Regions from separate parts of the Homo sapiens genome. Here region 2 is linked to region 1. The links are chromatin contacts, found by Hi-C or POLR2A ChIA-PET in ENCODE. All regions are on one chromosome and are shown on one strand. The core of a region is the stretch at or near the end of the contact, and the rest is flanking DNA. Distances in the headings are between cores, read along the strand shown. Region 1 holds the start of THOC1 (THO complex subunit 1). Region 2 holds the start of LINC00667 (long intergenic non-protein coding RNA 667).

Region 1 (3,378 bases), core at 487-2,986:
TCCTTTATCTCTTTGTGCTTCATTTTCGTCACCAGTTAAATAAGAGGGTTTTTGTAGATTTTTACTACCAGCAGCAGCTACAGTGGCATCACCTAGGAAGCTGGTAGAAATGCAAAATCTCAGGCTCCCTTCCACACTTACTGAACAAGAATCTGCATTTCACAAGAAGCTTGAGAAACACTGAACTAGATGATCTCCAATTTCATGGTCCTTTTCAGGGCTAGTATGATTTTTTTTTTTTTTTTTGAGATGGAGTCTCCCTCTGTTGCCCAGGTGTTGTGCACTGGCATGATCTTGGCTCACTGCAACCTCCGCTGTCCGGGTTCAAGCGATTCTCCTGCCTCAGCCTCCCAAGTAGATGGGATTACAGCGCCCACCACCACGCCTGGCTAATTTTCGTATTTTTAGTAGAGACGGGGCTTTGCCATGTTGGCCAGGCTGGCCTTGAACTCTTGACCTCAGGTGATCCGCCCGCCTCGGCCTCCCGAAGTACTGCATTTACAGGCGTGAGCCACTGCGCCCGGCCGCCAATATGATCTTGGATAGTCCTAACAGTTACTCTTAGCAGGCTTTCAAAGCACCAGAGATTGCAGCAAAACGCACACAAAGAAAATGATTATGATGACATACACAAAATATAATCCATTTAAAAAAAACCTCACACTGTGTGTGTGTGTATATATATATTATACGTATACGTATATATATGTATATATATATATATATAACCCTGCAAACAAGAAAACTACTTACTACAAAGGATGAATTTTTCTTTCACACAATTTTCATCCTGGCATCCCTATAACTACCAAAACACAGCCGAATATCTGAGAAATGTTGGTGCAAATGCTAGAGACGAATAGAGTCAGGCAACTTAAAAGTGTTCTTCATACTTACGTTGCTGTGACGAGCAACATAAAAAGAACAGAGTGTCTAAAGTCAGAAAAACCACTGAAGTCACAACTTTTTGGGGGGTGTCAGCTTCTACCTCATGTACCAGGAATAACCAACTTAGCCTACTTCACAGTGTTACTCTAATAGTTAAATGAGAAAGTGATCTGTCAAGTGTTTCCCAAATGCTCAAAACCACCCTTCCACATTGAGCAAGAATAAAATAGCATCTGGTTACCCTTCCCAAGGTGATCTATCTGCCTTTTCCCGCTTAGGATCTCATCGATCGCTTAGGAGTTAGACACGGTGGGTTAAGGGGTGGTGAAGAGACGGCGGGAACAAGCACTTGGTAGCTCAGAAGGCTAGGGCGGGAGCCAGGTCTTTGGACTGAAACCACTCCCACCCTCCCCCTTCAGCAGCTCCCCTTCCCCTTCTCGAGACACCTGCCCCACTAAACGAGCTGAGAGGATGGACCCAACCAGCAGTAGTCTGCAGGTGGGCACTCCAAGCGGGGAGCCGAGGCGCCCAGCACGCAGTCCGGGGACCCGCTGGAGGGTGGGCGGAGGCGGACGGCCCAGCCCACAAAGAAGAGGCGGGTAGTGCGTCTTTCCCTACCCCTCAACCTCCGACGGGGCCCGGAGCGGACGCTGAGGCGGACACACCTCTGTCTCACTTTACCCCAGGGCAAAATTCGAGTAATTTCAGGGAGAAGAGGACAAAGCATAGCGCCGGGTCAGGCCTGCACCCTCCCCTCTACAGCTCACCGTAAACCGCGTCCGCGCTTCGGGCAAACTGAAGAGCGGCGGCGTCGGAGACATCTTCTCGGCTGCGCGTGCCCGCCACTGCGCTGCGGCGCCTGCCGATGACGTCAAGCCAGGAGCAACGAGACTGCGGTCTCTCTGAGCCCGGCTAGAGTGGCCTGTGAACACCGGTCGGGCGAGCTGGCAGTTGGGAGTTTCCCTAGCGACTCAGTTCGGGTGGGCGTTGGGCGCCTGAGTCAGCCAAACAGCCTACTCGGGGTTCTTGGGTAGCCTTTGGGGTGAGGGGACTTGGGCGGCCTTGGTCTGTAAGCTCTGCGTTCCCGGGCGTGGAAGAGACTGGCCGCGCACATGCGTTTCTGTGGTTTTCCTGGTTTGGGGAAAGCGGGTAAATGGTGGCTGGTTGCGGCTAACTGGGCCGCGCTAAAAGGTAACCCAAGGCAGGTGGATTACCTGGGGAAACAGCTGGAGCAGTGGTCCTGGGCCGCCAGTCCGCGGTCATCCCGGGAGCTTAAGATGCGGAGTGGTGATAGGCTCCGGATGTATGAGCCCTGTGGCTCAAGGGCGCTGTTCTCTCTGCTCCGAAATAGAAATAATACCTGTCTCACAGAGCTGTTGAAAAGCTCCACTGAAATAATGACCGCAAGTGTGAACTGTAAAGCAATGTAAGTAGTATTTATTATTAAAAGGTCTCTACTGAAAGAAAGAGACCTAGGAGGAATGCAGTGCCCGGCGCTGATTGGAAAACGGGTGGCGCTGCGTCCTGGGCCGAGGCTTCCCTAGCGAAAACCTTGTCTCCCTCCATTTCGTCCCTTGCCTGCCTTCCCAGGAGAGACGTGGCCGATAGAAGCCGAGTGGCAGTAACTCTAAGTTGGAGTTACACGGTGGAGAAGGAAGCACTGACTCAGACTCGGGTAACTTCCTCTTATTCCCTCACACGTGTATCTTGTTCCCTTCTTCGAAGTCTGTAAATTTAAAATCCTAAGCCCCCCAACAACTGAACAGACCCCCGTGAGGCCAAGGGGACACCAGCAAAATCTTAACAACTGAGTTCCCAGTCATAACGGGATGGGAGGTCAGACGGACCTGGTTATACCCTCTCCCTTTTGTGATTTAGAGGAGATAGCTGACTGGCCATAAAGTTAAAATAGAGGCCAGGCGCGGTGGCTTACGCCTGTAATCCCAGCACTTTGGGACGCCGAAGCAGGTGGGTCACCTGAGGTCAGGAGTGGATCACCTGAGGTATGGCAAACATGGTGAAACGCTGTCTCTACTAAAAATACAAAAATTAGCCGGGCGTGGTGGCACGCACCTGTAATCCCAGCTACTCAGGAGGCCGAGGCAGGAGAATGGTTTGAACCCGGCAGGCGGAGGTTGCAGTGAGCGGAGATCGTGCCATTGCACTCCAGCCTGGGCGACAAGAGTGAAACTCTGTTTCAAAAAAAAAAACGGAGATGATAGGACTGACGGAATTGACTCCATGGCAATAAGATACCAAAGTATAAACAGGACCTAAGCCCATGCCAAGCAAGGGTTAAAAGTCATGCATCCCTACGCTTGAAAAATAAACTATGTTCTCACTATGCTTCAAGGTTTTTCTTTAGCAGCTAAACAAGCGCTGGCCTCACAGTATTAAAACAATTTGCAGTTCATCGACCACCAGACACTAACAACCCTCTCCCACCAGCCGTAACTACAGCTTTTATTGATTTCAGTTACTTTCTCCTGA
Region 2 (3,378 bases), core at 306-2,805, 5.0 Mb after region 1:
AAGCTTAAGTTTTGTTTTCTGGATTTAACGTCTTGTTTCTATAATTATAAAATGAATACAGTCACTTCAGAAACCTAGAAATGTATAAAGTAAAAATTTTCCACAATACTCCACCCAAAGATAACTTTTTTGAGTATGAATTTGTTCTTCCTCAAAATACGCGTTTTAAACAATTGATATCAAAATGCATCTTGTTTATTTGGCTTTTGAAACTGTTATAACACAACTTATAACATTGGAAATACATTATTTTATTAATACAAAGTAGTTTTCATAGTAAAATACCAAATTAATTAAAAGGCAGAATGAAACGTACCATATACATGTAGACGACAAATGAAAACTGTCAAAGTATCCTTCTCTCTAAAAAGCCACAAATTACGTTCTTTGAAGTAAGTATTGGGTTTTATTTCCTAAACTATACACATCAATATCACCTCCTGAAGCTTTTTACCCAGTTTCACGGTTGGTATTTCGGACATGCAATGTTCCATGCTGTCAAACTTGGAATGCCTCGTTTGGATACAGGGAGACAAAGACTTGGAGACCCAGAAGCCTGAAAGTGGTTCTTGACCGACTTTGTCCACTCAAATTAAGGCATCATGCAGCTGGTCATCACTTACATTGCTGGTTGCACGCAGGCACACACACACCAGTGCTCACAGCCAGCACTTGTTAAGAATGGTTGAGCTGGACCAAATGGTATACGTGTCTTTCATCAATATAAACATGGACTGCATTCATCTGGACACGGGCCTTTCCCGCCTACCGAGCCTGCCCACCACCCGAAGTTTAAGCTCATCTTGGAGGACCTGACACTCAGGAAGCCGTCTCCCGTTGTTCCACCGGCTTTGTGGCCCCAATGTCTGTATAAGCTGCTGATTTGCCTTGGGAAAACAAACCAGCATCGATTTCAGAGAAATTACTGGATAATTTGCGCTGTGAGGCGCCTAGATCGCAAGGCGCACTCCGCAAATGACAGCCGCTCCCGTGCACTTGTCCAGTCATTCGGGTGGCATACTGTCCGGGTGGAAGCCCGCCAAAATAATCCATTTGGAAGGGACGGAGGGCTTCGTCAGAAATTGCCTTCTTGTAGCTATGAGACATTGAGCAAAACAGATAAGAACTGGGGCAATGGAGGCATAAACATTAAGGCTAGGATGTATTTTTGGGGAGAAAGCGGCGGCTAGCAGGGACGAAGCTCAACTTCATGCGCCGCGCCCCGGAATGCTTTGCCTTTAGCCACTAGCGGAGCCGCCCGCCTGAGGGAGCCCTCCGGGAGTGAGCGCACGCAACCGTGCAGTCAGATTCCTCCGCCGACCGCGGCCCTCTCTCCTCGGGCTTTGCCTTCGCTCTCTAGCTTTTCTTCTTTCACTCCCGCTCGCCGACTCCAGCCCGCTGGGCTCACGCTCTGCCGGACACCAATCCCGGCGGCCCTGCCCGACGGAGCTCAAGGCTAGGCCTGGCCTTGTCCGCGGAGTCCGCCCCTCGCCGCCACCGGGATCCGCCCCCGCGCCGACACGCACTTCCGGCAGCGCCGCGGCCGGGAGGGACCGAGCGGGGAGCAAGGCCTGCGGGGAGGCGCAGGATGGACGCGTTGGCTGTCATGATGTAGGACCTCCTGACCTAGAACCATGCCCGGCGCAGGGAGAACAACGAGCTTACGGACCGGGTGCGGGGGCTGCTGTGCGAGAAAGCCTACCTGCTGGCCCGGGAGCGTTCGCCGGCCCACCTGGTGGCTTTCCCTGGACGTTTAACGGCGACTCCGCCCGGCCTCCCGACTTTTTGATGCAGGCGTTCTCTTACATGACTTTCTTCGAGGCTAGATTCTCGAAAGACATCCTGAAGGTGGCTTTCTTAATTAGCTGCCTCACCGGCTGGCGGAGCAGTTCGTAGTCGCCTACATCGAGAGGGAGAGCCCCGTCCTGGCTCAGTACTGGGGCTTCGTGGACGCGCTGTAGCGGGTCTTCGCCGTCGTGGGTAGGAAACAGTCGGGCCGGATCCCCGGTGTCTGGGGAGCGGCTGCCGGCCGGGCCCGCGCGAGCCGCTTCACTCCTACAAGCCCGGCTCACTAGTTCCAAGCTGCTGGACTTTGACCCTCGCTGGGAAGCTTGATCGCCGCCTGTTCTCGCCAATCTCTATGCCTTTGCACTGCCCAGCAACCCGGTCACTGCCCAGGACCTGTTAAAAGTTGAATGGACCTCCCAGAATCACGCCGCTGCCACCGCCGTTTCTAGAGACGGCTTTTGGCCACCTTTGAGAATCAGGGTCAAACTTGGAAGGGCCTGCATTTGTCACACTTCCTCGGACACTAATTTGGATAGTTCAGGCCCAGAGACGGCTTCCCGGGTTAGTGTGCCTGACAACACTGAAGAAAAATTGTGACATTTTCCTTCCCCAGAATTACTTCGTTTTATACATTTCACTTCTCTTCTGAAATCACAGCAATGCCAGTTTGCGCCTTTTGGTCTGAGGAACGCAGGCCCTGGCCACTACCAGGAAAAAGTATTTACTTTTAAAACTTGAATGTATATCTTTACCGTATGCCTAGTACAGTAGTGCTTGGAAGAAACAGATTAGTAAGACAAAATATATGTCTTCAAGAACACTTACGTTCTGAGAAAGAATTCTGAATGCAGATTCTAATGTCTGGTAAAATGCTTTACAGTGTAAAGAATGCATATATGATTCTTATTTTATGGCATTTTAAACTTTCCACCCCACGGTTTTAAAGTGTTAATATATGTTAAAAATATATGCAATTTATAAAGGAGAAGGAAAGCCCAGCTTGATTTTTGCTGCCAAAGATGGTATATTTAAAATTAAACGTAACTAATGGCAAAAAATAATGGGAATGGTGCAGTCTTTGAGCTGTATCCAGTTGGCATTATTCTCTTGGACTAAAAGGAATAGTATTAACTTCCTCACTTTGGGTAAGCCACTTTAGATTTTTGGGCTGCAGTTTTCTCAGGTAATTAGAGACTTTATATTATGAAAGTTTGGTTCACAATTCTTTGAGTCTCTTTTGGGAACAAAGAAGGTAAGAGGAGGATATGTGCCCTCCTCTCAATCAAGGGGTTTCTTGAAACCCTCTAAGGAGAAAAATCTGAAACTGCCTTTCCTAAAACGTTCATGGGTTTGTCATTCTGATGATCAATATCGTCCCACTGAAGTATCTTTTTGAATTCCTAGTTAGGAATCTTTATGTTAAGATAAACTGATCACTCTCTCCTTCGTGGACAGTTTATCTACCTAAAGATGATAGGGGAAAACACTGTTTTTGAAAGACGAAATAAAGACATGTTGTAGCAGTTATTTTATTGCCAGTTAGTATTACAAAAGTTCCTAAGGAACTCCCCATTAACTTGGCCTCATATG

The links. Hi-C counts contacts between places; a loop is a spot of excess contacts on that map. ChIA-PET counts read pairs that join two places held with the same protein, here RNA polymerase II (POLR2A). Pooled maps may share reads with other maps.
Region 2: a loop to region 1 is called in a map of CD4-positive, alpha-beta memory T cell, with 20 times the contacts of the local background. The contact joins the promoter of LINC00667 here to the promoter of THOC1 in region 1. A Hi-C loop is called at or near these places in 2 of 168 maps with a recorded cell type or tissue (CD4-positive, alpha-beta memory T cell and naive thymus-derived CD4-positive, alpha-beta T cell) and 9 of 50 pooled maps. POLR2A ChIA-PET finds 5 or more read pairs at or near these places in 1 of 52 experiments (activated B cell).

Annotation. Positions count from the first base shown.
Region 1 is chr18:266,311-269,688 of GRCh38, forward strand. THOC1 (THO complex subunit 1) reads right to left here and starts at 1,737. Exons shown (of 21, transcript NM_005131.3): 1 at 1,656-1,737. The coding sequence starts at 1,709. RefSeq lists an enhancer at 1,606-2,075 and a silencer at 2,466-2,645.
Region 2 is chr18:5,236,545-5,239,922 of GRCh38, forward strand. LINC00667 (long intergenic non-protein coding RNA 667) reads left to right here and starts at 1,556. Exons shown (of 3, transcript NR_015389.1): 1 at 1,556-2,505. LINC00526 (long intergenic non-protein coding RNA 526) reads right to left here and starts at 1,485. Exons shown (of 1, transcript NR_026849.1): 1 at 180-1,485. RefSeq lists a silencer at 1,502-1,671 and an enhancer at 1,892-2,071.